7 separate regions of the Homo sapiens genome follow, and all the other regions are linked to region 3. The links are chromatin loops, found by intact Hi-C in ENCODE. Cell type or tissue: PC-3. All regions are shown on one strand. Region 1 has its middle 12 kb from the start of LINC00944. Region 2 overlaps LINC02405 (long intergenic non-protein coding RNA 2405). Region 3 overlaps LOC107984449. Region 4 overlaps LINC02405 (long intergenic non-protein coding RNA 2405). Region 5 has its middle 42 kb from the start of LINC02375. Region 6 overlaps LOC124903050 (a long non-coding RNA gene). Region 7 has its middle 15 kb from the start of LINC02375.

Region 1 (4,000 bases), 320 kb before region 3:
ACAGTTGGTTTAGCTTAAAAGTCAGAGAGGAGGAGGAAGAGCCCGCAGTGTGGCTTTAGCAGGATTCAAAGGCCAGTGTCAAAAAAAGTTATGTTCTACTTCTTCCCTTGCTGGATTTTTCAAAATCTACTGATGAATGGCTTTTTTTTGGGGGGGGATACCTGTCTCTCTTCATTGTCATCACCCATCAATGTCAAAGTCAGTCATCAGTCTACAAGTCGTGTCTGTGATAAGAAGTTTCCCATAATGAAATGTATACTTTCATATACTTTTTCCCATAATGGAAAGTGTTGCTTATAGGTGTTCACTGTGTATGCTCTCCATTCACCCCTTCCATAAGCACTGTACTCCCTTCTCAAATCTGGAAAAGATTAAAGGTTGAGACAAGTTGACTAATGGTTTTGCACATTATAGACAAGCTCGTTTCAGGCTAATGAAATTAAAACAAATTCAATAATGATACTTTCTGTGCAGAGCTCCTTGTAGTTTCTAATGTCCTTTCTCTTACTCTGTTTTCTATTGTGTTACCAAAGATTGTATGAGGTTATCACTGTTATCCCCAAATTCTAAAATGCAGGTGGTCAAATCATTAATCCATGCCATGTACTAGTTAGAAGGAGCATAACCACATTCCAAGATACACCCGAAAACTCAACGGATGGCAACACTCCATAACGTAGCACAAGGGCATGTGTGGTTCTTGCATGTTAGTATATATGTGTGTTCAGAAACAGGGAAGAGAGCTGTGCATTGTGACTCCAACACGAAATGTTGTGTAAGTCCCTCATTTAATAGAGCAGAGTCTATTTTCCACAAAACTATGAACTACATAGCTCACCCCGAAGGAGAAACCCATGAAGTAGGATTTAGTTACATTCTTCTGCAGTTTGTTGATAATTATTCTTGTTAGAATGCAGCAATGTGGAAATGCATTTCATGCTGTTTCATGCTGGGTTTTAAATTGCCTCTTTAACATGTTCGTGTTTGTGTCTTGAAGAACCACATTCACATCACAGGCCTAAGACCACTACCTTCAGAAAGCCTTGTGTGCAAGGTAAACCTTTGGCTATCATCTGGAAACTAGGATTTTAAGAGGGTTCCCTAACTGATATGAGGGGTTTTCTGTGCCTAAATGTCTGCACAGTGTTGTTTATGCTGAAAACCTGCTTTCCTTCTGGGAGTCTGGAATTTTGGTACATTCGAGGCAGATAATGTGACCAGAATCCGATGCAACCAGTGAGCTCATTCTGAGTCTCTAAGGGGCTTCCCTGGGCAGAACCATTACATGCATATTTCAGCACTTTTGTTTCTAGGAAACAACGTTTCTATGTGACCCTCTTGGGAGAAGGAGCATAGGAAGCCTTCACGTGGTTGCCTACAGACTGCATCTTGTTTCCTTACGATCTCACTGTGCGTCCTTCCTGCATCTCTGTAATATTTCTTAGCTGGGAGAACCTCTCTATATTGGGTCTCATGCATGCTTCCAGTGAATCTCTGAACATAGGGGTAGTCTTAGGGGCCCCTGACATTGTTCTACAGAGCAATTGGCTCATTCCACGAGATGGTGCTGGTTGACTTACGACTTGACAGCAGCAGTGGCTTCATTTGGGCTCAGGAAGTTACCTGGCAGGTGACGAACCTGGGGAGTGAGCTGGTTTTCTAGCATTTTCATCAGGCAGACGACCTGCGGGCACTGTCCTTTTTAAAATGGTAAGAGGTGTTTGCTTTAAAAAGCAGATGTTACAATATTTTTTCTTTCATTTTCACAACAATTTTTTTTCATTTTTTACTATTAAAAAGAACATTACATTTTTATACTTTGCCCTTTCCCATGTGCCTAATGCAAGTTGTTTAAACAGGAAAAATACACTTCGGTAATGCTCAATTTACTGATTGCATCGTGAGAGCTCCCTGGAAACTATTAAGTTCTTCTATTTAAATCCTTCTTTCTTTGTAGGGGTTACTGAACTGGTTCCCCTAGACCCCTTGTTTTCTATGTCCTCAATTTGCCTGTACATCAAGACTGAATTCTCTAGTTAGTAAAGATGGGTTCATCGGAATATATCGTGGCATATGGCAGATGCAGCAACTTCCTAAACCTAGCAAACTGCTTCTGGGCAATCAGCTTGTCTCTGAGAATCTCCTGACCTCTTGAGGACTGGAAATGCTGCAAATGCAAATACAGTTAAATAGCTTCATTGGGCACCCACCAGCAGAGGGCGAAAGGGCCCCAGAGTCCATATAACCACGTGTGTTTCTGCTTCATGGGCCTGAAAATGACCAGATTTCTTCCCTTGAGCTTGGCTGAAGCTTCATTCACGACCAGGCTTAGGAGCTACATCTGAGAACAGAGTGATGGATCAGGCCCCAGCATCTAAAATGTAGGTGCTGGTCAGTCACAGGAATGATAAACCCATGGGATGTCTCGCGCTTAAATTCCTTTCGTCACACCTAGAAAATGTTCAGATTTCCTCTGTCTTGGTTTGTCTTCCAAAGCTGAAACGAAAGAATGGGGTACAAACCTAAATTACCCTAATGGGATCATTAAGAGTATGTGTTACTCATTCATAGGATGTTAATGGTAACTTCCCCCAATTCAAATCAATCTGGAAATACAAATATGACTTTCTTTGGAAATAGCTTCTTTGCTAATGTAATTAGTTCAGGGTCTTGAGATGAAATTATCCTGGCTTTAGGGTGATTCCTAAATTCAATGACTGGCACCCTAATAAGAAGAGGAGAGAACATATAGAGACATACAGAAAAGGCCAGGTGTGGTGGCTCATGCTTGTAATCCCAGCACTTTGGGAGGCTGAGGCGGGCGGATCACCTGAGGTCAGGAGTTCTAGACCAGCCTGACCAAAATGGAGAAACGATGTCTCTACTAAAAATACAAAATTAGCTGGGCGTGATAGCACATGCCTGTAATCCCAGCTACTTGGGAGGCTGAGGTAGGAGAATCTCTTGAACCCGGGAGGCGGAGGTTGTGGTGAGCCAAGACTGCACCATTGCACTACAGCCTGGGCAACAAGAGCGAAACTCTGTCAAAAAAAAAAAAAAAAAGACACACAGAAAAAAGAAGTCCAAGTGACAATGGAGGCAGAGATGGGAGTGACGATTCTAGGAGCCGGGAAACACCTGGAGCCCCAGCAGCTGGACAAGGCAAGGGAGGACCTTTCCTTAGAGGTTTCAGAGGGGGCCCCAAGGGTGGAGTCACAAAAGTGAGATTTACTTAGATTTCTATTTTCCCTTTAATTTGCTCAATTGGGATAATATTTTCTTGCCTGTGGATGAAAATAGGCAGATCCATGACTTTTTATGACAAAACACAGCCTCAATTTAAAAATGATTCACTAATCCCAATTCTGAGCTACAATCAAAGGACAGCATTCTTCTCTTCTCCCAGCTGAAACTCTTTTGGTAGAAGTAGGCACGGTAAGTCTTTCTTTTTGCCCCTCATCATTGGCCTCAAAGTTTTCTCTCCTGGCTTGGAGACTGAGGGTTCTGAGTTTGCAGAGCAGACACAGAGGAAGGGGAAGAGATGTTGGGAGGGACAGGAAAGATGAGGTCACAAACACAGGTGTCAGCTGGCATCTGTGTGCTCCCTGGCCTGGGAGGCACTGGGTGGGGTACTGTCTTTTTTATTTTTATTTTATTTTATTTTATTTTATTTTATTTTATTTTATTTTATTTATTTATTTATTTATTTAGACAGAGTTTCACTCTTTGTTGCCCAGGCTAGATTGCAGTGGTGCGATCTCAGCTCACTGAAACCTCCGCCTCCCAGGTTCAAGCGATTCTCCTGTCTCAGCTTCCTGAGTGGCTGGAATTACAGGCACCTGCCACTACGTCCAGCTGATTTTTGTATTTTTAGAAGAGATGGGGTTTCACTATGTTGGCCAGGCTGGTCTCAAACTCCTGACCTCAGTGATCTGCCTGCCTCAGCCTCCCAAAGTGCTGGGATTACAGGCGTGAGCCACCGAGCCTGGCATTTTTTTTT
Region 2 (4,000 bases), 82 kb before region 3:
AATCAAATAAGTGTCCAACTGATAACTAAATAAAATAAATGTGGCATATATATGCCATGGGATACTACTCAGCCATAAAAAAGAACAAAATAATGTACTTTGCAGCAACTTGGATGGATGGAGCTGGAGGCAATTATTCTAAGTGAAGTAACTCAGGAATGGAAAACCAAATACCACATGTTCTCGCCCATAAGTGGAGCTAAGCAATGGGTAAGCTAAGGGATATAGAGTGGGATAATGAACATTAGAGACTCTGAAGGAGGAAGGGCGGGAGGCAAATGAGGAATTAAAAAGGACCTATGGGGTAAAATGTACATCATTCTGCTAACTAACAGGCATACTAAAATGCTGTAAGAAGAGCAGTTGGGGGCAGGGTCAGCTACACTGAGAAGCTTCCTGGGGCAGCTTTTCCCCAGCAAATGAAAATGTGTCTGTAATCCAGAGACTGTTTTTCCCTCTGGGGTGACCTCTCTATCATGAAAATCTGCCACCATCATCACCCATAAACCTGGTGACATTATTCCATTGTTGCATTCAACACAATCTGTTCAACCAATGCTCACTGGATGGGTGGTTGGACGGGTGGACATGTCTCTATCACATCACTGGGCTGTGATCTCCATGACGCCAGAAACTGCTGTCTTCACTGGGGTCGCTTCCATAATGAAAATCTGCTGCCATTATCACCCCTGAATCCTAGAGTACATTTCCACTGGCCCATTGCATACAGTCAGTACTCAATCAGTGCTTTCTTAATTGGTCAGTAAAAAGCGGAATCAACAGAAAGGGAAATGAGCTCTGGTTTTAGGAATGGCAAGAGGAACAGAGATAGGAAAACACACACAGCTCAGCTCAAACCTTCACCACAGGTCCACGTGTTCATCCTTGTGTATTAGCATCAACACAGTGACAGGAAGCCAGGGCTCTGCAGGGTGCAGAATTCCATTCCTAATCTGTAAAGACTGTAACTGAAACTTAGATGAGTAAAGGGACATTATCTAAGGTAAGTGGTGAGTTAGTCACACACCTGGGTTTAGAACCTGTGGCTCCAAGCCTCATCCACCTCAATGCTTTCTCACATGGGCCACATTCATTTAGCCAACAACACTATGAAGCCTGTGTGTTCTGTGCTACGAAAACTCAGATAAATAAGACACAGTTTTAAGTCTTGTCTTCAAGTCTCTAGGTTGTATTTGAGAATTGCATCAGGAATTTATATATTTGGAATTCATCATTTTCAAATATAATGCATATCAAACTGAGCCACCAGATATGAAAACAAAGTTGACTCCAACTCAATCTGAAGCTAATCCAGATTTCTAGTTGTCTGGCTGCTTTCACTTTTAGTTGAATGACTGACGATTACTTTAAAACTCATTTCACCTAAAACAAATGCTTGATTTCTAGCACTTAGGGAAAAATGTTCATTTGTGCCTTTCACTTGATTTTTTTATTAATTACAGAAGAAAGAATTATTTTAAAAGAATAGTTTTATGAAAAGAGTAATTCAGTCATATCCTAGAATTGTACCAATGAGTAATCATTGAAAAATATTCCCAGGCATGGCTCTTCTGCATTGCCTGGTGAAGTATTTTTGGTAAAACCTGACATTTTGATCAACTGAATTATAGATTTTGAAATTGGAGTATATATAATACTATCTATGGCCACAAGGGGATACAATGGCTCTATTACTAGAGGAGGGAAAATAGAGCTGTCTTTTAAGGCAAGACATGAAGGCACGAGTAGCCTTCAAGACCAATGGCATAATAACCACCTACCATCATGCCCACACTTCTATCAATAAGAGCTTGGGAATTCATTTCAGTTTTACCTTCCTGTTTTGCTTACTTTTTTAACTGTGCATCTATCTGTGCCCACGTACATTAGAAGTCCATTAAAACAGAACAAACCAAAACAACAGCAACAACAAATAAACAAACCAAAAAAACCTCCATCTGATTCTAATTAGAATTTCCCATAAAACTTTACACACTGTTCTCTCCAGTTTCCATTTTGGTCCATGACAGCTCTATCATTCACAAAACCACTATAGTGGCCAATGCAGCTTTTGGCTCTGACCTATGGAATGAATGAGGGTGGAGTTTGTTTTACCCACTATGGCACTTCAGCAAGATGGCAGAGCAGACACCCATTTCTCCCTTCATGCCGAATTGATAGTAGTAAGAAGATACCAATTTTCTTAACAGGAGAGAAATCTCCATTTTCATCCTTGATCCCTGTCACCCTTTCCCATTTCTCTATCTATTGAATGTTTTCATGCAAAGCTCTGCATCTGGCTAGATCGGTTTAGAGAAGAGCTTTCCTAAGAAACAAGGGCACAAAATGCCCACATCACTGAGAGATATACCCAGAGCTGTGTTACAAAAGTCACTTGTCTTGCTTTGAATCTACTAAAATTTACTTTAAACTGACAGGTGATTTAGCGGGTGTGGGGAAGGGAGAATGAGCAAGCAGTGACCTCTACTGCATTTCAGCCAATAATTAAAGCATAAAAACTTTCGTCAGTGTTTACCAAAATAATTCTTTGTGTCTGCCATTTTTGACCCTATAAGCCAAACAGTGCATATGTTGTTATTCTCTTATGTGTGATAATTATTCATTTACAGAGTGGATGACTGTGGGAAAATAGAAAGAAATGAATGGATGGAATTGAAATGAAGTGATCTTCTCATTATGATTCAAAAAGGAGTTGACATACGATATGGGCATTTGTACATTTCAGGGAAAAATTAAAAGGAGTTGAACTTCACCATGAATTACAGATTACCTCTAAGTCTGTTGTATGTTTTTAGGCACCAACTTGTCTTCTGGCAACACAACACTTATCAGAATAAGTTAGGCATGTGCACGTGGGTATTTCATAGTGACTTCCACCTAGGCCGTCTGATACTAAGACGTGAGTGGCTCTTTAGTGAAAGTAGAGGTAGACCACTGACAATCAGGGACCTCCTCAGCATCACCTTTTCACCCTCTGCCTTGGAAGACTGATGCCTTTAGAGACCTGTGTACTCACAGGACATAAACATGGTGGGTTGGCGTCATAACAGAAGAGAGTTTGCTGAGTCCAGGATTCTCTGTGCAATGTAAAGACACACAGGGCATGCTAACATTTATTGTAAGGGAGGGTGACAATTCCCCTATATGCCTAAATACAAAATAAAACTTTCCCTCACATTAACGCTGAGAAAAATAGTGCGTGTTATGTGCTGACCTCCCAATCACATTATTGTTTAACACAAAGTACATCTGGGGGAGACCAATCAACCAGAAACAACCTCTATTGGTGCTAATGTTAGATTCTAAAGGAAGTCTACTCATGCAACTAGCGAGAAAAGGGATGAAGGCACATAGTAACGATTTTGTCATTATTCTTACAGGCTGGTAGACCTTGAAGTTTAGTTTCCTACCTGCAGTTTAAGATCCTATGAAAACACAATGTGGTAAGTAGCTGCCAATATAACATTACACAACAACAACCAAAAAGACCTTAATGCAATGCAAATGGATACAAGTAGTTTAGTTTATTTTCAAAACAAGCACTATATATATATATATACACACACACACACACAGACATACATATATACATATGTGTATATGCATGTAATTTCAATACATACATATATGTATACACATGTATATTTCTACATTATGTATGCATATATGTATATATGTATGCATACATAAATATACACACACATATACATATGTATATATGTATATATGTATACGTGTGTGTATATGTATATATGTATATGTATGCGTATATGTGTGTGTGTATATATATACACACTGTGCTTGTATTGAAAATAATATATATGTATTTTTCTCTTAAAACACATAGACAGAAGTGAATATGATGAATTCTGAGCACCCAGTCAGATAACTCCATGAGTGATGAAGAAAGCACTGAAGTCTAATACGTGAGCCAAAACAATATGAATAAAATTGTTTCTTTAATTAAGTGGAAAATTAT
Region 3 (4,000 bases):
GTTCAAAGGGGGAAAAATTCTGTCTACGCTGCTGCATGAGTAAATGAAACAAGAACATACTGGAAGGAAAAGTTCTGAGAGTAGGAAACTGAGATTGCAGGCCTGCTATCCTAAAAGAACTGTTTATAGCAGGAATTTCCAGGAAGTTTGGAGAAATGTCTGAATTTCTGGGACTCAATTGCAGCACTTGCTTAACAATAAACATTGCCTTCTTTTCTGTGTCTTTTCCCATGCTGAGGTATCTCTGGGGATTGGGGTATGTTACTGAGACTTTGGCATTGCTGAGTTTTTTCTATGCTGTTTCCAGGATCCTTTTATGCTCATGTTGCATTTGTGTGTGTGATAGTGTAGTAGATGGGCAGCCAGGGCTAAGTCAACACATTTATTTCAGTTTCTTCATTTCAGAGACAGTCTTTTATTTGAACAATGAAAAGTAAATAGAAACCAGGCAACTTTTTTGGAGCCACATTAATATATTTTTTCTCATGAGGTTTCATTGTGAGTCTAATAACTGTGTAGAGATTCACGACTCCAGCAATTAGCTTCTGGATATTTCTTTCAATCTGATAGTGTAGTTTGCCTGGCAGTCAGATCGATAGCTTGGGGGTTGAATGCAGCCTTCAATTACTTCTACCTGAAGACCTGATCTTCAATTCTACAGTGCTGATTAGTGTATGTATTTCATTAGAACATTAGTGCTTAAAATTCACATTCATCACGGCAGTGCCTGGCTGTCCACAGGTTAAGAAGGGGAACGGAAGGCAAAGCTTAGAAAGAAACCCTTATCTTGACTTGACTTGAGTCCACATCTCTCAACTGTCTTCCATGTTTTTTTTTTTTTTTGTTTTGTTTTTGAAATGGCGTCTCGCTCTGTCACCCAGGCTGGAGTGCAGTGGCGTGATCTTAGCTCACTGCAAGCTCTGCCTTCTGGGTTCACGCCATTCTCCTGCCTCAGCCTCCCAAGTAACTGGGACTACAGGCACCTGCCCCCAAGCCCAGCTAGTTTTTGTATGTTTAGCAGAGACAGGGTTTCACCATGTTAGCCAGAATGGTCTGGATCTCCTGACCCCATGATCCACCTGCCTCGGCATCCCAAAGTGCTGGAATTACAGGTGTGAGCCACTACCCCTGGCCCTTCCATGGTTTTCAATACATCCATCTGATCACTGATATTTAAGTCCCACAATACATTCTCCGTGGAGTTGCTGGAGGGATCACTTAGAAAAATAAATCAAGCATCATCTCTCCTCCGCTTGAAACCCTCCAGAGCCTTCTCCTTTTGATTAGAACAAAATTCAAACACCAGCCTCGGGGCATGAGCTGACTTGTTCTTTCATCTTGTATCACCATCTTCCCCTTTGCTCCTTACCTCTCAGTACACTGGCATCTTCATGTGTGCCAACCACAATGAGTCATTTTAGACTGGGATTAGAACAAAACTTCAATGACAGCCCAGCTCCCCTCTCAGCACTTAAGTCTTCTGGGCACAGGTGTAACATTTTACTTTCTTTTTTCTCTTTTCTGGCATGTTTCCTACTCTTGTACCTTACACAAGTTTTCTAAATTCAGAATACAAGTGGAATACGGCGTGTAGTAAAATTGCCCTTGAAAACCTCTTAGAATAACTCTAAAGTATATGGTGCAAAGGGTTTTGTTGCATACATAAGATGTTCCCTGTAATAACTATGCCTCATGAGGGATGAAAGTTACCAAGATACAACAAAGAAAACAGAAAAGCTACAAGCAGACATTTGTAAAATCAAACCATTCTTCCTTTCACATCACTATCAAATCTTTAGCTGTCAATGAGTGATGGTAAAAATCCCCAGGAGTCTCAGCCTGCTTTCAGGATTTACTTATTTTCCTTTAACACTTTTAGAGCCTAAGTACATGTTCATAGATTTCCTTGTTGTTAGTATTAAATGAGATCCCAGGGTAACACCTCACCCACGGATTAAGTATTCATTCCAGCTAATAAATGCACTTGTGATGTTGCAATACGCTCTATAGAAGATGCTCAACACAGGTGGAGCAGGAAGTTTTGGCCAAACATCAGGATTTTCAAAATAAAGTAACAGACCAAAATGCAGATTTTCAAAGGAATGTCTGAAAATTTGTTCAATAATGCCTAATGCTCTTCAACCTTTTTAAAAACATAAAAAATGTCAGGAGGAGGGAGCAGATGGGGAAATCATGGGTTTCAAAAGAGAGGAGATATTACCACCAGGTGGCAGGAGCGCACCCGTGGTTATCCACTGAACTCTAGCATAGCTACAGACAGAGGAGGTCCCTCACAGCACCAGCTGGTCCAGAGGCTGTGGTGTGTGGCCCATCACCCAGATAAAAAGGAGGAGAAGGGAACTCCTGGGTTAGGTGAGACTCACCTGTCCAGGTGATGTTGTCCTGCAGCCCAGTAGGGAGTCTCTGGGTCAGAGACCTCCAAAGGGCAAGAGCCATCTGGTGGGCTTTAGAGCTCCTAAGTTTGTCGTTATCTATGACTAGCAGATGTTGGATGCAGTTTGCAACGTATACAAAGCAGGACAGTTCTAAATGGTTAAATACCAGCTATGTTGGAAACAGTTGGATGCGTAAAAATTTGAATCTGGCTCTGGTATGCTTTTAAATGCTAATGTGTCCCAGGCTGCTGTGAAGATGGACACAACCTAGGGGCCAATATCCAGATGCCATTGTAAAAAAATGGAGGAGATTGTAAAGAAAAAAACAAACAACTCCTCGATGAGCTCTGTAGTTCCTAAAGTGGGGAGAAAGGGGAGATGCTACTTGCTTTATTTACTGCTTGATGGACCCTTGAAGAGCTCGAAACAGGAAGACACCATGGATTGTGATATGATCCCTGCCCCAGAGATATGCAGGTCTTAAGGAGGCCTCGTTACCTGTCTGGTGGCAGAGCTGTCTGGGGGCTGCTCTGTGAGGAGAGACCTGGGTGCTCAGAGTGCCCCAAAACTAAGAAGGCCATGTGTACCTGTACTCCAGGTGTGCCCAGTTCTAAGGAAGCTAGGTCTCTTATTGCCCAAATAGGGAGACTTTTGAAAGTGAACAGGAGAATATTAATAATTATGCCAAGACACCAGAAATTGCCTGAGACAGTTTTGGGAAAACTGGAATGGATGTCACCCTACACATGCAGCATGGAAAACCAAGCTGGAGCCTTTGTGAGCGAGCATCTATGTGGGGTGGTTGGCAGGATGAATAGAAGCAGGCAAGGAATTGGGGGCAGTAAAAGCAAATTATTCCTGAACCAGAGGAATTATCACTGGGGTCCAGCAGGGAACCATTGAGAAATATGTGAAAGTACCCATAAGAGAAAGCAGCAGCCTCTACTAAGGCCAGAGAGTAAAGCCAGCTTGGGAAGTTAGTGATGCCTCTAGGATCTTTACTGTCCCCTCCCTCTTTTCTCTCTTATTCAACCCCTGGAAGGTGTGAAACTGACGGACAGGCTGATGGAAGGGTGGGTGTGGGAAGAGAAGAAAGAGAGAATGGTTATCTTAATAAATGCTGAAAAACACACATCATTGACCAAAAAAATGTTGAGAAAATAAAAATGGTGGGTATAGACTTTAATTTTTTTTTTTTTTTGAGACAGAGTCTCGCTCTGTCATGCAGGCTGGAGTGCAGTGGTGTGATCTTGGCTCACTGCAATCTCTGCCTCCCGGGTTCAAGCGATTCTCCTGCCTCAGCCTCCCAAGTAGCTGGGACTACAGGTGCGCACCACCACACCTGACTAATTTTTTTATTTTTAGTAGAGACAGGGTTTCACCATGTTGGCCTGGCTGGTCTTGAACTCCTGACCTCGTGATCCACCTGCCTTGGCCTACCGAAGTGCTGTGATTACAAACATGAGCCACCGCGCCCAGCCATAGACTTTAATATTAAAAGCCAATAGTTTACATAATGAGGGGACCCTAGAAGGACCTCCACCAAGATCATTAACAAAGCAAGAATATGAACAAATTTCACTATTATTTCACAATGTTCTTGA
Region 4 (4,000 bases), 180 kb before region 3:
TCCCTGAACTCTAACCTAGTGTTTCATAAACTTCACATTTTCACAATCAGCATTCCGTGTTTCAAAGATAGATATTCACTTTATATCTAATGTTTCCCAAAGGAAAAAAAAATAGTTTACATTATCTGAGACTTAAATTTGTGTTTGTGTGTTGTTGTTTTTTTAAAACTAATGAGAAGGTCAAATACTTTAATGATATCCTCATATCTCTTTTAATTTATATTTTAAAATTCAGGGCCTCAATCTTGCTCAGGATGCAGTGTAGTGGCACGATCATAACTTGATGCAGCCTGGAACTCCTAGTCTCCAGTGATCCTCCCACCTCAACCTCCTGAGTAGCCAGGACTGCAGATATACACCACTATACCCAGCTATTTGTTTAATTTCTTTTTTGTAGATACTAGGGTGTGGCTTCAAATGCCTTTAAGAAAGTTCAGTCTTCTCGGCCGGGCGCGGTGACTCACGCCTGTAATCCCAGCACTTTGGGTCGCCGAGGCGGGCGGATCACGAGGTCAGGAGATCGAGACCATCCTGGCTAACACGGTGAAACCCCGTCCCTACTAAAAATACAAAAAATTAGCCGGGCGTGGTGGCGGGCGCCTGTAGTCCCAGCTACTCGGGAGGCTGAGGCGGGAGAAGGGCGTGAACCCGGGAGGCGGAGCTTGCAGTGAGCCGAGATCGCGCCACTGCACTCCAGCCTGGGCGACGGAGCGAGACTCCGTCTCAGAAAAAAAAAAAAAAAAAAGAGAAGAAAGTTCAGTCTGCTCTAGTGAAGGTTATGTGCAACCTTTCTCAGAGTTGAAAACATCTTGAATGCTACTGTCTGCCTGGCAAATAGCTTGAATAATCATTGAGATAAAAGCAAAAGACTACAACTCGATACAAACTATTTGCCCCAAAGTTACACCCAGAAACTCAAAGCATTAAAACAAATCCCCAGTGTTTCTACTTTACGTACGTGGAGACATTATATAATTTTAAACTTTTGATGAAAGCACTATAATTTTAAAGCATATACCACAAAAAGTCATAACAATCAAACTGAAAGATTGATGTGTTTATTTTCAAATTAAATAATAGGATTTTTTTTGTAGCTTTCTGTGACTCTGATTTACATTTCTCTTGTTTCACTAAACTTGGATTTTCTTCCTCCATTGAGTGTCTTTCATTAAAAGTGTTCTTATCAATAGCACTAGGTTAGAGCTGAGGGAAATTTGCAGTGTCATAATCTGTAATTATAGGGAATTAAACTTCTTTGGCATTCAAACAAAACTTGTCATTGACAAAGTCAAATACCTGTCACAATTTTAACCAGCATTAATTGTGACTTACAGGTTGTTTGGAAGAACATAACACAAAAGTAGCAACTGGGGCTCTTTCCACAGATGGAGTAAATTTATGACACATTCGGTATTGACCAATTATTTATAAAGTCTATTAAATTTGTCAGTGCCGCTGGTAGGAAAAGATTTATTAAAACAACTAATGTAAAACGCAATGAAATAGCTTAAGTCTCCTTATGAAATATTAATATCCATGAAATCTGGTAATCATAAGCCTGTATTTGCAATTTTGTTTGTGGATACTCTTAATTCAAGTGGTTGGTTGATAGGGGTTTAAGCTCTCATGACCAGGAGCACCCAAAGCACAAAATGAAAAGAGCTTCTGAGAATAATAAACCTCAAATTCAGAATAAGGATTCTCTCATAGCAAAATAGCACAGTTTGGGAAGAGAGCTCAATAGGTTTGAACTCTACTTGCCCTATTACTAAAATCATTTTGGCCTGTCAGTGTTTCTACTTATTCTCATTCCTCAAAAGGGATTGTATAAAGGACTCTTGCTGGCTTAGACAAACACGGGTAATAAGGACACCCATTTTCCAAAATGAGGTGATAGGCAACCACTTGCAAAGATCGTTAGTGAAAATTATGAGAGCATAGAAAGGTTGATAGAAGAGTCCAAGTGTTTACACATTTCTTTAGAAAGTCATGTGTGTTCGTCAGTTCGAGTGTTACCCTACCTCGGGGTAGCTTGGTGGGTTCTTTCCTCATAATCAGCAAAGTGGAGGATGCAGTTTTCTCATGATGTCATCAGCTAGAGGATGACACTGAGATGAGAATTCAAGTGCAAATAATTTCTTTGGTCCGTATTATCAGAAAACACTGTAGGAATGTGAAGTAGTGAGAAAGAAAAGGGAAGAAGCTTTTAAAAGGAGTGCTATCAAGCTGGTCACCACTGTGGGGCAATCAGAGCTTAAACTCAGTGAGGAACATTTGGAAGGAGCATAGAATACACACCTGAGAGTTATCTTCCCTTGACAATAGAGAAATGAAACTAACGTATTCATCCACCAATTCGTGGTGACTCTTGACTCTAGGCATAAAGTAGGCATCCTGCTTGTTTTTCATTGTTTCTTCTGCAATGTTACTAATCACTGTGTTTTGAAACTCAAATTTCACCATTACTGTCTATCTTTGTCCTACTTATTGGTAGATGACACAAATGTCCTCCTTCCTCATGTCATAAAGCTTTCAATTCTTGGCTCCCCCTCCCCCTCCTCAACACTCTTTTATCATCATTCTTTGTGGTTCCAGTTTTCACACAAATAATCCTTTTACATGCCTGTGCTTTCAGTTTATTTACCTCTCTTTAAACAACGTTTTCCTCGATCTCGTATCACTTATACAATCTCAGAATCATATCCTAGACATCATCCTTGCCCATGATCATAATGGATACAATTTTGGGGAAAAAAGTTTTAAAGTAATACAGTATATTTGTATTGGATTAAAATGTAGAGAGAACATTTGGACAGCAGTGATCTTTCCAAAGTGTCACTCAATCATATATAAGGTAGAAATTGTAAGAAAAATTTTGCGCCCTGAACGAAGCATTACATATTACATTTTAGAAAAAGTCTGCATGTCACCATATTCTGCTACCAATAAAAACATTAATGTAAATAAACACATTTAGATAAATATGAACATTATGTTCTCCTTCAGCAGTTTCTCCTGCTCTCAGTCTCTGGCATATTTTCTAAAATGTTTTATCAAAATGTAGGCATCTGCCACTGTTTCTGATGGCCAGATAAATAAGCAGTACTAGGGAAAAAATTCCAAAACAGTGATAGGTGCACTTTTTAAAGAAAACCATTCTTATGTTGTTTTGTAGCTGAAATTCCATTCTTTTACTTTAGAAATTCATTGACTATGTCAGAAAGAAGAGGAAGAAATCAGTTGGAACCAAATGTTTGGCTTAGTTTGTGAGAAAGAGAAACAGTAGGTAAAAACTGAATATGTGGACCACGCACAGTGGCTCATGCCTATAATCCCAGCCCTTTGGGAGGCCAAGACAGGTAGATCACTTGAGGCCAGGAGTTTGAGACTAGCCTGGCCAACATGGCAAAACCCCATCTCTACTAAAATTACAAAAATTAGCCGGGTGTGGTGGTGTACACCTGTAATCCCAGCTACTTGGGAAGCTGAGGCAGAAGAATTTTTTTAACCTGGGAGGTGGAGATGGGATTGCAGTGAGCCAAGATTGTGTCATTGCACTCCAACCTGGAAAACAGAGTGAGGCTCGGTCTCAAAAAAAAAAAAAGAAAGAAAGAAAGAAAGAAAAATTGAATATGCAGCCCTATGTATAATAAAAGGGGTGCATGCATTAGCTTGCATCTATCACATGGTATTATCTTTGTATAATCCTGTAAACACAGATCATAGAACTGAAAGAATGCACCCACAGTGTAATTAATTAGGGGAAATTCAATCTCAAACCAGAACCAAGTGCCTCTCCTAGTATTGATAGTTTTACTATCATAGGTAGCCTGGAATTAATACATGAATCAGTTTTCAGACCAGTTAACTCAGAATTGAACATTGTAGCGTGCATATGCATCTTACGTAATGTGGCCAGGTGACTGCTAGCCATTTGGTAGCCACGGTCTTCACATTCTAGAAATCGCATTGACCTTGTGTATTAAATAACAGATGCTGT
Region 5 (4,000 bases), 270 kb after region 3:
GGGAGACGGAGGCAAGTGGATCACCTGAGGTCCGGAGTTCGAGACCAGCCTGACTAACGTGGAGAAACCCCATGCCTACTAAAAAAATACAAAATTAGCCAGGCGTGGTGGCGCATGCCTGTAATCCCAGCTACTCTAGAGGCTGAGGCAGGAGAATCACTTGAATCCAGGAGGCGGAGGTCGCGGTGAGCCGAGTCATGCCATTGCACTCCAGCCTGGGCAACAAGAGTGAAACTCCATCTCAAGAAAAAAAAAAAAAGTTGTACATATTTAAAATGTACAATGTGATGTTTTGATAAACATTTACACTGTGAAATGATTAAGACAATTAAGCTGACATGTCCATCAACTCATATATTAATAGTTAATTTTTTTGTTTTTTGTGTGGTGGGAATACTTAAGCTCTACTCTCTTAGTAAATTTCAAATAAACAACATGTTATTAACTACAGGCACCATGTTGTTCATTAGGTCTTCAGAACTTACTCATTTTGTAACTGCAAGTCTGCACCGTTTGGCCACTAACTCCCCTTTTTTCCCCATCCCACGACCTCTGGTAACCACTCCTCCACCGTTTCCATGAGTTTGACTTTTTAGATTTCACATAGAGGTGAGATTATGCAGTATTCGTCTTTCTTTCTTTGGCTTATTTCACTTAATATAATGTCCTCCGGGTTCATCCATGTTGTCTCAAATAGCAGATTTCTTTCTTTTTTTTAAAGGCTGAATAATGTAAATTGATACAGCCATTATGGGAAGCAGGATGAATGTTCCTCTAGAAATTAGAAATAGCACTACCATATGATTTCCCATTCCCACTTCTAGTTATATATCCAAAGGAAAGAAAATCACCATCTCAAAGCGATCTCAGTACTCACATGTTCCTTGCAGAATTATTCACAAGAAATAGAAATGACCGATGTGCCCGTGGACGGATTAGTGGTAAAGAAAATGTGATCACACACACAGACACGCACACACACACACACACCATATACAATGGAATACTCTATTTTTAATGAAACACATCAACTCTACTTTGGATTTTTTGTCTTCTTATAATCATAAATAAAAACGAACACTTTCACAAATAGAATACAACTTATAGAGTAGGATTTCATTGTTATAATGTCCACGTGTCAGTTACTTATCCATGCGTCTAATGGTCGTATTGGAGGGCGCTGCGCTTAGAATTTTTTTCTTCCTAAGTTTAATAATGTTATAACGAGCATGCATCATTTTAAATAAAAGTAATAAAGCCTCTTAAGATTTTGGCTGAAGCAGGTTGCCAGGAGCCAGGGGTCAGGGGCTGCGCTGAGCGCTGGCTCGGGCTGCAGGAGGGAGGCTTCATTTGCTCACACTCAGGTGGAAACCGGGAAGGCCTGGAAATCGCAGGTCCTGAGGACGCGGCGAGTTCACGGAGAGGACCTGCCGGGCAGGGGCTCTGGGAGCCTCCGCGGGGAGGGGAGGGCGCGCGGCCGGCGCGGCCACAACCCGGTCTGCGGCGCCATCTAGCGGGCGCGCCGGGACCGTCGCCCACTAGGCCCTTTTCCGGAGGAGAAGCTGATGCCAATCAAAACGCCATCTCTACTCCTTGTCAAAGTCAAGTCATTTAGCGAAAGGCCTAATGAGCTCTGCAATCAGCTACGCAAGAAAAAGGAGTGTTTAGGAACATTCCCTAGCTGTTTCTCTCAGGCGGGGATGATGTGCATCTGGAGTGCCCTGGGATAAGGGGTGGGAGGCAGGGCAGAGAGGCTGTAATAGACACGTCTCTCCTAATGGTCAGGGACCAAGCCACCCTTCTCATTAAATCATTTCAATTTCACCACTACTCTTGAGCTCCTCCTTTTTAAGCACACTGAAATCCTAATTTTACAAAAGTTGCTGTCATTTATAATATACTTGTATCATACTGTACATACATAATTTCCTCACTTAACCCTCAAAATAATTGTTCTGGGAATTCTATTACCCATTTTGCAGGAAAAAAAAAAAAAGGCCAAGACTCCAGAAAGCTGAGGATCAGGTCTGAGATCATAAGGCTTAAGTAACAGGTGAGGCAAGATTTAAACCAAGAGATCTTGACCTCACTTAACCACAAGCATTTCCACATTTCTCCTGCTGTGGAGAAGAGATTGTTCCTTATTGAACGATACAGAAGGAGAGAAATACGTTGGGGGCAAGGGTTCAGGCTTGGCATTTCTTAGCAGAATCTCAGAATTAAAGGAGACTGCGGTGCAATTCGGGAGCAAGTTGAGCTCTTTCACTGCTCATAAACACGTGCTTATTTATGACTCGGCACTGTGATTCAGTAATCTAGTTCACCTGTCAACAGTAAAGGTGACTTTTTAAAGAAAGTTACTGCTTCAGAATACAGAATTCTGATTATTTTACCACCTTTAAGGAGGTGTAAAACAGCAGCATAAAATCCTTCACATCATTGTCCTCAATTTTGTGATTCAGGGCTTATCACCCAACGAAGCAGAACAATTCCAGGGCAGAAGTCTCTGATGGATGTGCCACACGACAGCTGGTTTTTGTGTGTGTGTGTGAGATGGGTCATAAATATTAATGGTATTGACAGAGTCTAAAAAATTTGTCATTTCACATCCCTGCCATTGAAGCACCCGGAATTCCACAACTTTGTTGCTCTGACTGACAACCACCCCTGTTTCTTTCCTGAATTCTCTTAGTTGGGTCTATTTTTCCCTTTCACCTTCAGAAATTATACATCAGCAAAGGTTTTCCCAAATAGTTGCAGGTCAACTGAACCAAACATCTTAAGGTTTTTTCCCTTTTTCTTTTCTACTTAGCTGATGTCAACCTGCATTCTGGGATCAATTCTTTTGGGCATATATATATATATATATATATATAACTTTTTTTTTTTTGAGAGAGGGAGTTGGGCTCTGTCAACCCAGGCTGGAGTGCAATGGCGTGATCTCAACTCACTGCAACCTCTGCCTCCCGGGTTCAAGTGATCCTCCCGCCTCAGCCTCCCGAGTAGCTGGGATTACCGTTGCATCACCACACCCGACTAATTTTTGTATTTTTTTATAGAGACGGGGTTTCACTATGTTGGCCAGGCTGGTCTCGAACTCCTGACCTCACGTGATCCGCCCGCCTCCGCCTCCCAAAGTGCCGAGATTACAGGCATGTGCCACTGCACCGGGCTGCCTCTATATTTTTGAATGTGCGTTAGGAAATGGTGTAACATCTGATCCCTGTTGTGGGAACAGTTTGGTAATCGGTTCCCTGGAAGGGCTCACTGGTGCTCGTGTGTGTTACCTGTGAGTAGTTGAATTGTATTGGATCCCATAGAAAAGCTGCGGTCCACTGAGCGGTAACTGCATACAGCGACATTTACAAAGTGCATGCCCTTAAATATCACCCAACAAAGACAGTTATTGCTGGTCATTTGAACAGCGTATTCACTGGCTGGTTTGGGGCAGGCAGGAAAAGAAAGTCGCTGAGACAAGAGGGGTTTCCGTATGACGAATGGAGGGAATCCAGTCAAGGACCCAGCAGCCTGTAAGCCTAACAGCAGTTTGTTGATTAAAAACGACATGACAACAAATCACAGAAAGCCGCACTCCCCCCCTCCGCCCCCCAACACACCCACGGGCTGCCCTCTGCTCATGAACCACATCCATTTGTGGTTTCTTCTCCTCTGATGCTTTCTGGGTTTTCTTTCTTCTCTGGGGAGGTCAGCTTTGTTCGTGTTACACAGGCTGCGTTTCTCTGACAGGAGCTGATATTTACTCGGAGAATTTTTCTGCCAAAGCACGGAAGTGTATATGGCTTTAAATACCCATTGCTGGAACCTGGCAAGTTTGAGGGTGTGGTGGTGGTGTGTGTGTCATGATGACTCTCTTGATTTACTGTGAAATTGGCTCTGGAATGACAGCAAGTTATTAAAGCTACTGAAAAGAGTAAGACCGGTGTTGGTAGTCCTTTTTTTTTTAACTCATTTTTTTGTTAATTTTTATTTTTATTTATTT
Region 6 (4,000 bases), 190 kb after region 3:
GAGACAGCTTGAGTGTCACACTGTACTGCAATGGAAAGTAAATGCCAGCACCCAACGTGCTCTCACCATGCTAGCTGCTTCCATGTGTCAACTTGACTGGGCTAAGGAATGCCCAGATAGCCAGTAAAATACTATTCCTGCATATGTCTGTGAGTGTGTTTCTAGAAGAAAATATTATTTGAATCAGTGGGTTGCATAAAGATGACCCTCATCAATGTGTGCAGGCATCCTCCAATTCACTAAGGGTCCAAATAGAACAAAAGGGTGGAGGAAGGGCAGGCTTGTTCTTTCTGTTTGAGTTGGGACATCCACCTTCTACTCTGAGATGTTGGTACTCCACATGCCCAGGCCTCAGACTCAGACCAGAACTTATGCTATATCTGTATACAGATATAGATAGATATGTATGTGTGTACACACACACACATATATATACACACACATACACACAACCCATTAATGACAGTATGTGTGTGTGTGTATATATATACTCTCTTCCCATGTGCACACACACACACACACGTTATACACACACATGTTATTAATGAGTTGTCCAGTGTGGCTGCTCTGATGTGTATGGGGCTGCTCCAATGTGGCTGCTCATTAATGGGTTGTCCAGTGTGGCTGATCTGGTGTGTATGTGGCTGCCGCAATGAGGCAGCTCATTAATGGGTTGTCCAGTGTAGCTGCTCTGGTTCTCACATGCCTTACCCTCTCTAAGCTGAGGTTTCTGTACGCAGAATGTTCTGAGTTGGGTCTGGAGATCCTGCAAACAGGACACTAGGAAAGCTGAAGAAGGCCCAGGCTATCTGAAGCTGTCACCTCCCACCAAACCTCCCTCATCCAACCATGTCTTCTGGGGAAAACCTCAGACTCCCAGAGGCTAGACAATTCTGTGGCCCCCCTCAGTGCATCAGTACAGGATGCTTTGAGGCAGCCCCAAAAGACATCATGCCGGTAAGTAGTCTCCTTTCCCTTGAGTATCCTGGGAAACTGGGGGTTGGGACCCCAGCCCTTATTTCTCTGGATCCCCCAGGGTCTCCAGAAGAGAGCCACACCCATCCTAGAGATGTGTCTAGTCAACAGCTAGTAACTGGGGGGACGAGGCAAACCTCTGTGGGAGGGTTCATGGGGAGACAGTGCTCGGGAACAGTGTTGGGGCGTCTACGGAAAACTATGTTCCGATGGCCACACTCAGGGCCCTCTCCACCCCTCACTCCTCGGCACTCCCTCAAGAGCTCCTCTTCTGTTTTCTCGACTCCACCATTCCCAGTGTATTCATCTACATGAAGCCTCTGTCTGTCTTCCTGAACTCTGATTCTCTTCGTTCTAGTACCTGGAGGACCTAAGCCTCGTGTTTCAAGGATCCCATCACTGGGTTTGCCTTCCTTCCCTCGTTTTGTTTTCCAGCATCAAGCTTGGCTCACACCTGTGCTGATCTCCATCCATTCCAGCCTCAGGGTATTTGTGCTGTGATCATGGCTAGGCGGTCTCTTCCCCCTCTCCCACTCCCCACCCCCATCTCACACTCACCTTATCACTGATGCCTCTCATAGTCACACCTGAGATTCCACTCCATCATTCCACAAGTGCCTATGCAATCCTACCATCTCCTGATACTGTGCACCCAACACAGGGTTCTCCAGGAAGAGCCCAGGTGAGGATCCACAAAGCTGCTGCTTGATCCCTGAGCTGCATGCGTAGGATAGCAAAGATGAGGACAAATGCAAATGAGGCAAAGGAAGATGAGCCATGAGGCAGAGCGCTGTGTTACACACCAGCTCCCCCTGCAGGGCAAGCACAGAGAGGCAGCAGCCTGCTCAGCGGGCCATGCATGCACTTGGCACGCAGGATTTCTGTGGGGTGTGGCACCGCCCAGGGAAACCCTGGCTTAACCCTGGCTTAAGGAGGAGTGTTTGTGTGCCCATCTCTCATTTTCTTTTGAACAGAGTCCCTCCATTGGGACTGCATTTTTCTGCACTTTTGGTTCTTCTCATCCAGCCCCTCCAGTGATCTCTCAGGATGCAGAGCCCAGGCCTCTGCGAGGAGGTATTCCACCAGCAAGGAAGAGGCAGAGGTTCCAGAAACTCAGGTGTGCTTTATGCACACCTGAGAGGTGACCATAAAGGAGGCTCAGGGCTTCTAAGGGAAGTGGCTGGTTTTGCTCTCACAGTGACTGCGTCACCTTGGGAGGCGGGGGATGCAGGGTGCAGCCGCAGCCGTCTACACACTTGTGTCCAGAGCCCTGGGCCAGGCACTGTGCATTCCACGGGGCCCATCACAGCCCCTGCCTACATGGGTGGATTCTACTGCAGGCCTGCTAAAGTGTTGTCTTGCAAAACCTCATTGAACTCGTGCGGCAATCCTATGAATGATTCATATTAGTGTTCCCATTTTACAGATAAGAAAACTGAGCCTCCACGACATAAGGAGGTGCCAATTCAGGTACAGCATAGTGCTGCGGGGGATTAAGCTAAGGTTCACTAGAATTCAGTGCCCTCCAAACCAATTAGCCCTGCCTCCTGTGCACATGTATTTCATCAAGTTTGAGATCACACTGTGATCATTTCGCCTGAGTCCCTCAGGGTGAAAGTGCTGGTTCTGAGTGCCTGAACACTTAACATTTCTATGGGGACTGCAAAGTGACTTCCAAATGAATGTGTCAATTTGCACAATGAACATCAGTGTTTTGCTGGATTCTTAATGACAGTTCTCTCACTTGGCTTTGCCCCTCTGGGTGTTCATTTGTAGCATTTCACACACACACACACACACACATACACACACACACACTAAAATCAAAGTGGGCAAGGCATTGCTATCAAAACATGAAACAGTCCATTCAGCCCCGGCCTTCCAAGCACCTTAAATGCCTGAACCCCGCATCCAGCACAGGATGGCCTCCAAGCCTGTGTCCCTGCTTGGCTTCAGGAGGCCGCACTCCCCGCCCTGCAGTGCCTGAGACTGGGCCTGTCACTTTCTGTAAATGCTTGTGCAGTACACAGTCCCTTTTCTGGATTGTGGAACTGCACCCTGGCTCTGTCTCCCTCTCTCTGCCTGCACTCCTCCTGTAGCCTGGATCAGTCTGGACAGCTTCCAAACACGCCCCCTGTGTCCAATCTGGCTCCTATAACATAAGCCACAAGGCATCCAAAGTGGTGATTTTAAAACTTAAATAAGGTCATAACATTTCCCTAATAAAAACCCACAAATGACATCCCAATGGACTGAGAATAAATGCCAAGCCCTCACCTCTCGCTTCTCCTACCTGGCCCTGTGTGTGCTGGCTGTTCATGACCACCTGGCTGCTTCGACCACTTCCCCTTGTGTGTCTTCTCCAGCCATGCCGACTTTCTTTCCCTTCTTCAAACACACTTCACTAGTCCCTACCCTCAACTTCAGGGGCTTCTCTGACATTTTCTGTCCCCCTCTGCTTAGAACACTCTTCCCTAAATTTATTTACGTTGTCAAAGGAGTAGGATGAGATAATGACTGATAGTACTGGACAGTCACCATAGTCCAGACACTGATAGATGTGTTTAGTGCTATGAACTCATCTATTCTCCACAATGATTCTTTGGGTTTGGTGCTATCGTGATCAATGCTTAACAAACGAGGAAACTGGAGCCTAGCGAAGCAACTTGCCTAGTCACACAGCTCTTGGTGATAGAAGGACGACACAGGCCTCAGCTCTGTATTAAATGAGAGTGCAAAAAGAAAGGCCTCTAGTCAAGCTCTGGGGCTATAGAATAGTTCTATGCTGTCCAGTGGAGAAAGAAGGACAAAGAAGGCTGTGAATGAACAGACAGGAGTAGCAGCAGAGCTTCCATGAGGGAGGCAGCGGTCACCTAGATTGAGGTCTGCTGAAAAAGCAATTGTATCTTCAGTTATCTGAGCAACATATGGGTCCCTGGTGACTTTATCATAACTGTATCAGCAACTGGCCGGACTAGCCAGGCTGCTGTGGGGTGAAGAATAATGAGAGGTGAGGAAATGATAA
Region 7 (4,000 bases), 250 kb after region 3:
TTGAAAGTTTGAATTCATGAACTAATGAACTGCTTAACAGAGTTACTGGCCTCGAGTACATTTTCAACAAGTGGTAATAGTTATTATAAGTAATAATACTACTTTGCCTCTTCCTCAGAGGAAGAGGTCTTAGTCCTGGTAAAATATATAGGGACCCACTTATGTTAAATGGTTCCTGTTCACCCACCATGTCTCTGCAGCAGTAGGCAGCCCTGGCCTGTACTTGAGAAGTTAGTAGTACTCTCTAAACTGAGCTCCATCTTGGCAGGTAACCCACAAGCTTCCTAAGGACCTTTGCATGAGAGGGGCACTAGGTAGCTTTGGCTTTTCACATCCTGTGCCCTAATGACACAGAGATAGTCCCAAGCTTCTCAGGACCCTCTTGCCTTGCAGCCAGCAATTGCATATTCCAAACTGCCCTGGGTAAGCACCATCATCCACTGTTCTACAGTGCTATTTAGGACCCAGAACGAGTGGCCTCATCCACAACTGGGGAGGGCCTGCACGGGTCTTTCATGTGCATCATCTGACACTGTTGATGAGGGCATCATTCTCTAATCCAGCTATCCCCTGCTCCCTGTGCTTAGGGAAATGAATTTCAAAGCCAGGACTGCTGGTGGCTTCCTCATAAATGGGCAGTTCCAGGCTCTGGGCCATTCTTGGTCCTGAGAAGCCACAACAGTGACCAACCTATATTCTTTGGTTCCAGACCTTAATGAACTGTCAGGATTTAGAAAGCCCACATATTCACGGAAGAGCAGATATCATTTTCTGGGTGGTTAAGTGGGCCCGCCAGAGTATCCTTGTTTTCACTAAACTACTACTAACGTCAAAAGAGCCTGAATCTTTTATCAAGCTGTCAGTCCTCACTCTTTCCTTTCCCTGCCTTGCCCCACATCAGAACCCACAAGCAAAAAAGTCTGTGCACTGCTTCTCGTGGTGCTGGCATGAAGTTTGAACCACGTATGTCCTGGCAACACAAGGAAGCCCCATCCTAACCAGCATATAACCCAAGCTGGCCATCTATTTCTGTGCTCCCAAAACATTTATGCAGCTGCTTGTAAGCCTGCCCTGATCTCCTCTGAAAACTTTGTTATGTAGTAAATCTTGTTATTCCTTCCTGCTTTGTGTGTGTTGGTGGAGGTGGAGGGAAGTGGGGGTGCAACCAGCGCCATTGCCTTAATTTTAGGAAAGTGATGGGTTTCTCACTTCCACTGTTGGGTCAAAAGGCTACTATATGTCTGCTAAAAAGGGATACTGGAAAATGTTAGAATTATTAAATACACAGTACAATCCAAAGGAGTGTCTGTTCTTTACCAATCATAAAGGTTGAAAGACAATTAAAGTTTTCTCTCTACATGCTTCAGTTTTATTTAACACTGGGCTTGTTCACTGTGTGAACTCGTAGTACCTTCTGGGATGATTCTTCTCAACCTGGGGACACCCTCAGCCTTCACGGCTTTCCTTGTAAGACTCCACCGGACCTGAACTATCCAACCTCTGATGCAGTGTTCCTCTCAATGTTCAGAGCTTCCCCGGAGCCCCAGCAGACCTGCCCATACACCCACTCTCTGCTCTCATAACACCCGAGACTGGCCTGGTAGTGACCGCACTACCACAGTAGACAGAATTGCACTCACATCGTCAAGTGTGTTCTTGGTTGCTTCGTGTCAGCCTTCTGTTGGATCATAGGGACGGGGCTCTTTGTTCCTTTTGCTCTCCATTCCATCCTGCAGCCCAGCCTTGGGACTGGCGTCTACTAGATGCTCATTTAACATTCATTAAATGTTGTTGAATGAATGACTGTTCTGGGCCACTGCAGGAAATAGTACATTCCCTAAAGGGTATTCAGTGCAGAAAAGCTGCACTCTTTAGGGACTTGGGAGCTTTGGCTCTTTAGGGACTCGGAAGCTTTGGCTTTTCAGATCCTGTGCCCCAATGACATAGAGATAGTCCCTAAAGAGCCTATGCAAATTAGAAAATAGTGCCTTTTCCATCCCTGACAAAATTGTCCTTATATATCAATTTGGGTAGAACAAGACACTTTCTTGCCATCTTTTGTACAGCTGTCCTACTAAATTCATACATCTACAATGTCTAGGATGTGAATTACATTGCCTTAAACATGTCCATGGGCAGTGCACAACCTGCACAACCTTACTCAGCAGTCCTGAGTGTGTTCAGACATGCTTAGGCTGGGCGGACACTCAATTGGGACAGAACCTGATCCTACTGCAGCCAAGCTGGATGGCCCTGTGCCCCTCCACTGACCTCTACTGGAGGAATGTGCTCATGATTCCCCAGGCCATCCCTATGTGGCTTTATCTACTGAGACATTTTACATTCTAAAACTGTAAAATGGATTTCAAGTAAAATCACACCAAGTAGCTACTAGCTAGAAGTTCATCCACATCGTGAGGTTAACCCATCATCCAAAAAGCAGATGCCACAAATCTTTTAGGGAAATACAACAGTGACATTCTGGGAAAAGTGAGCTGAGCAAAGGGAGGAAGCCCCTTCTGGTGAGGGAAGGCATGGGGGGGATCCAGGGAGTATGATGAGGTGGCTTTTGCAAGGCGACTTTTGGTTTTCCTAGGATGGGATTGCATCATACAATGACTCTCTGGGGTCAGAACTGTGCTTTGTCTAGATCACGGCTCCAAACTATGCTGCCCCCATGACGTGATTAGACACGGAGCGAGGCTAAGGCAGCTCCACCCCTGCCCTCCCCAAAGCTCAGACCATAGGGCACCCCGCTCTTCATCTCTCCTGAGAAAATGTGCAGTCATTCACGGTGACCCGTGAGCCTCTAGGGATCCAATACTCTGCATTAGTCCAGGAGAAAAACACAAGCAGGTGACTTTCTTCATCTGCATTTTCACCAGGAGTTTAGAGTCAGTTACAGGCAATAAGGTGCCATTATCTAATATAGTGGTCATTATTTTTTTTTCTCATTTTTACCTGAGGAGAAAATTACACAGGTTATTTTATGAGGTGAAGTTTTAAATGATCTTTGGTATTAATATATAATACAAAGTGACAGCCTCTATTACTGCAAGGAACTGAAGAGAAAATTGGAAGTTTACTTCTTACAGAGGAACCTGGAGGCCCATAGAAAGGCAAAGGAACCATTTGTCGTTCTTGACAGAAATAGCTTTTCTCTCATTTGAAGACACAGACTTTACAGTCACAAACTGAACTGTGGCCATTCATTTAAAAAGTCTTATATAGACACGCAGGTTTGAATATGATTTTCAAAATCCAAATTTTTCCTGAAAAAAAAATGCTTCCACAATGCAACATCCAACATTATTTCCACATTTTTACACATAGGATACTTTTGAATTTCATAAATGACCCCATTTTTAAATTTTAAGTAATGCAGTTCATTGAATAATTGTCAGTACTGTAGGTCAGGAGTTTAAAAGGAACCAATAGTGCCTATTCTATTTAGTAAATATCTTGACAAGCCATAGAATCTCTGTTGCAAATACTAAATTCTGTTGTAGCTGAAAGCAGCCATAGGCAATACATAAAAAAAGAGACATGGCTGTGGTCCACGTATTAGTCCGTTTTCACACTGCTATAAAGAATATTACCTGAGACAGAGTCATGATAAAGGAAAGAGGTTTAATAGACTCACAGTTCTGGCCGGGCACAGTGGCTCACGCCTGTAATCCCAGCACTTTGGGAGGCGAGGCCGGCGGATCACAAGGTCAGGAAATCGAGACCATCCTGGCTAACACGGTGAAACCCGTCTCTACTAAAAATACAAAAAATTAGCTTGGCGTGGCGGCTTGCGCCTGTAGTCCCAGCTACTCGGGAGGCTGAGGCAGGAGAATGGTGTGAACCTGGGGGGTGGAGCTTGCAGTGAGCCGAGATCACGCCACTGCACTCCAGCCTGGGCGACAGAGCAAGACTCCGTCTCAAAAAAAAAAAAAACAAAAAAAACCACTCACAGTTCTACCTGACTGCGGAGGCCTCAGGAAGCTTACAATCA

What was found. A loop is a pair of places that touch in the nucleus more often than their neighbours do. Peaks named below come from ENCODE experiments on the same cell type or tissue, not always from the same donor. Only the 100,000 strongest peaks of a DNase experiment are listed, where the experiment ranks them.
Region 1: a loop joins it to region 3, with 5 times the contacts of the local background. A loop is called at or near these places in 3 of 110 quality-filtered maps.
Region 2: a loop joins it to region 3, with 10 times the contacts of the local background. A loop is called at or near these places in 3 of 110 quality-filtered maps.
Region 4: it touches region 3 in a loop (10-fold over the local background); 4 of 110 quality-filtered maps call a loop at or near these places.
Region 5: it touches region 3 in a loop (7-fold over the local background); 67 of 110 quality-filtered maps call a loop at or near these places.
Region 6: a loop joins it to region 3, with 3 times the contacts of the local background. A loop is called at or near these places in 63 of 110 quality-filtered maps.
Region 7: it touches region 3 in a loop (11-fold over the local background); 7 of 110 quality-filtered maps call a loop at or near these places.

Annotation. Positions count from the first base shown.
Region 1 is chr12:126,782,302-126,786,301 of GRCh38, forward strand. No RefSeq gene overlaps it. Among named protein-coding and RNA genes, the nearest start is that of LINC00944, 12 kb to the left of the region's middle. In PC-3, a CTCF peak has its summit at 2,213 (motif pointing right); a DNase peak (open chromatin) is centred at 2,220; H3K27me3 peaks cover 1,793 bases.
Region 2 is chr12:127,024,069-127,028,068 of GRCh38, forward strand. The region is part of intron 2 of LINC02405 (long intergenic non-protein coding RNA 2405); the gene reads right to left. LOC105370063 (a long non-coding RNA gene) reads left to right here. Exons shown (of 6, transcript XR_007063518.1): 5 at 3,402-3,464; 6 at 3,869-3,969. Among named protein-coding and RNA genes, the nearest start is that of LINC02405, 34 kb to the right of the region's middle. In PC-3, a CTCF peak has its summit at 1,667 (motif pointing right); no DNase peak of the experiment used is centred here.
Region 3 is chr12:127,106,565-127,110,564 of GRCh38, forward strand. All of the region lies in intron 1 of LOC107984449, which reads left to right. Among named protein-coding and RNA genes, the nearest start is that of LINC02405, 48 kb to the left of the region's middle. In PC-3, a CTCF peak has its summit at 2,208 (motif pointing right); DNase peaks (open chromatin) are centred at 1,397 and 2,237; H3K27ac peaks cover 1,500 bases.
Region 4 is chr12:126,924,129-126,928,128 of GRCh38, forward strand. All of the region lies in intron 4 of LINC02405 (long intergenic non-protein coding RNA 2405), which reads right to left. Among named protein-coding and RNA genes, the nearest start is that of LINC02372, 51 kb to the left of the region's middle. In PC-3, a CTCF peak has its summit at 2,247; a DNase peak (open chromatin) is centred at 2,253; H3K4me3 peaks cover 796 bases; H3K27me3 peaks cover 1,798 bases.
Region 5 is chr12:127,379,752-127,383,751 of GRCh38, forward strand. No RefSeq gene overlaps it. Among named protein-coding and RNA genes, the nearest start is that of LINC02375, 42 kb to the left of the region's middle. RefSeq lists a silencer at 1,413-1,522. In PC-3, CTCF peaks have their summits at 1,534 (motif pointing left) and 1,745; DNase peaks (open chromatin) are centred at 1,500, 2,140 and 3,790; H3K4me3 peaks cover 1,676 bases; H3K27ac peaks cover 679 bases.
Region 6 is chr12:127,291,925-127,295,924 of GRCh38, forward strand. The region is part of intron 1 of LOC124903050 (a long non-coding RNA gene); the gene reads right to left. Among named protein-coding and RNA genes, the nearest start is that of LINC02376, 9.6 kb to the left of the region's middle. In PC-3, a CTCF peak has its summit at 1,789 (motif pointing left); a DNase peak (open chromatin) is centred at 1,777.
Region 7 is chr12:127,353,005-127,357,004 of GRCh38, forward strand. No RefSeq gene overlaps it. Among named protein-coding and RNA genes, the nearest start is that of LINC02375, 15 kb to the left of the region's middle. In PC-3, a CTCF peak has its summit at 2,294 (motif pointing left); a DNase peak (open chromatin) is centred at 2,267.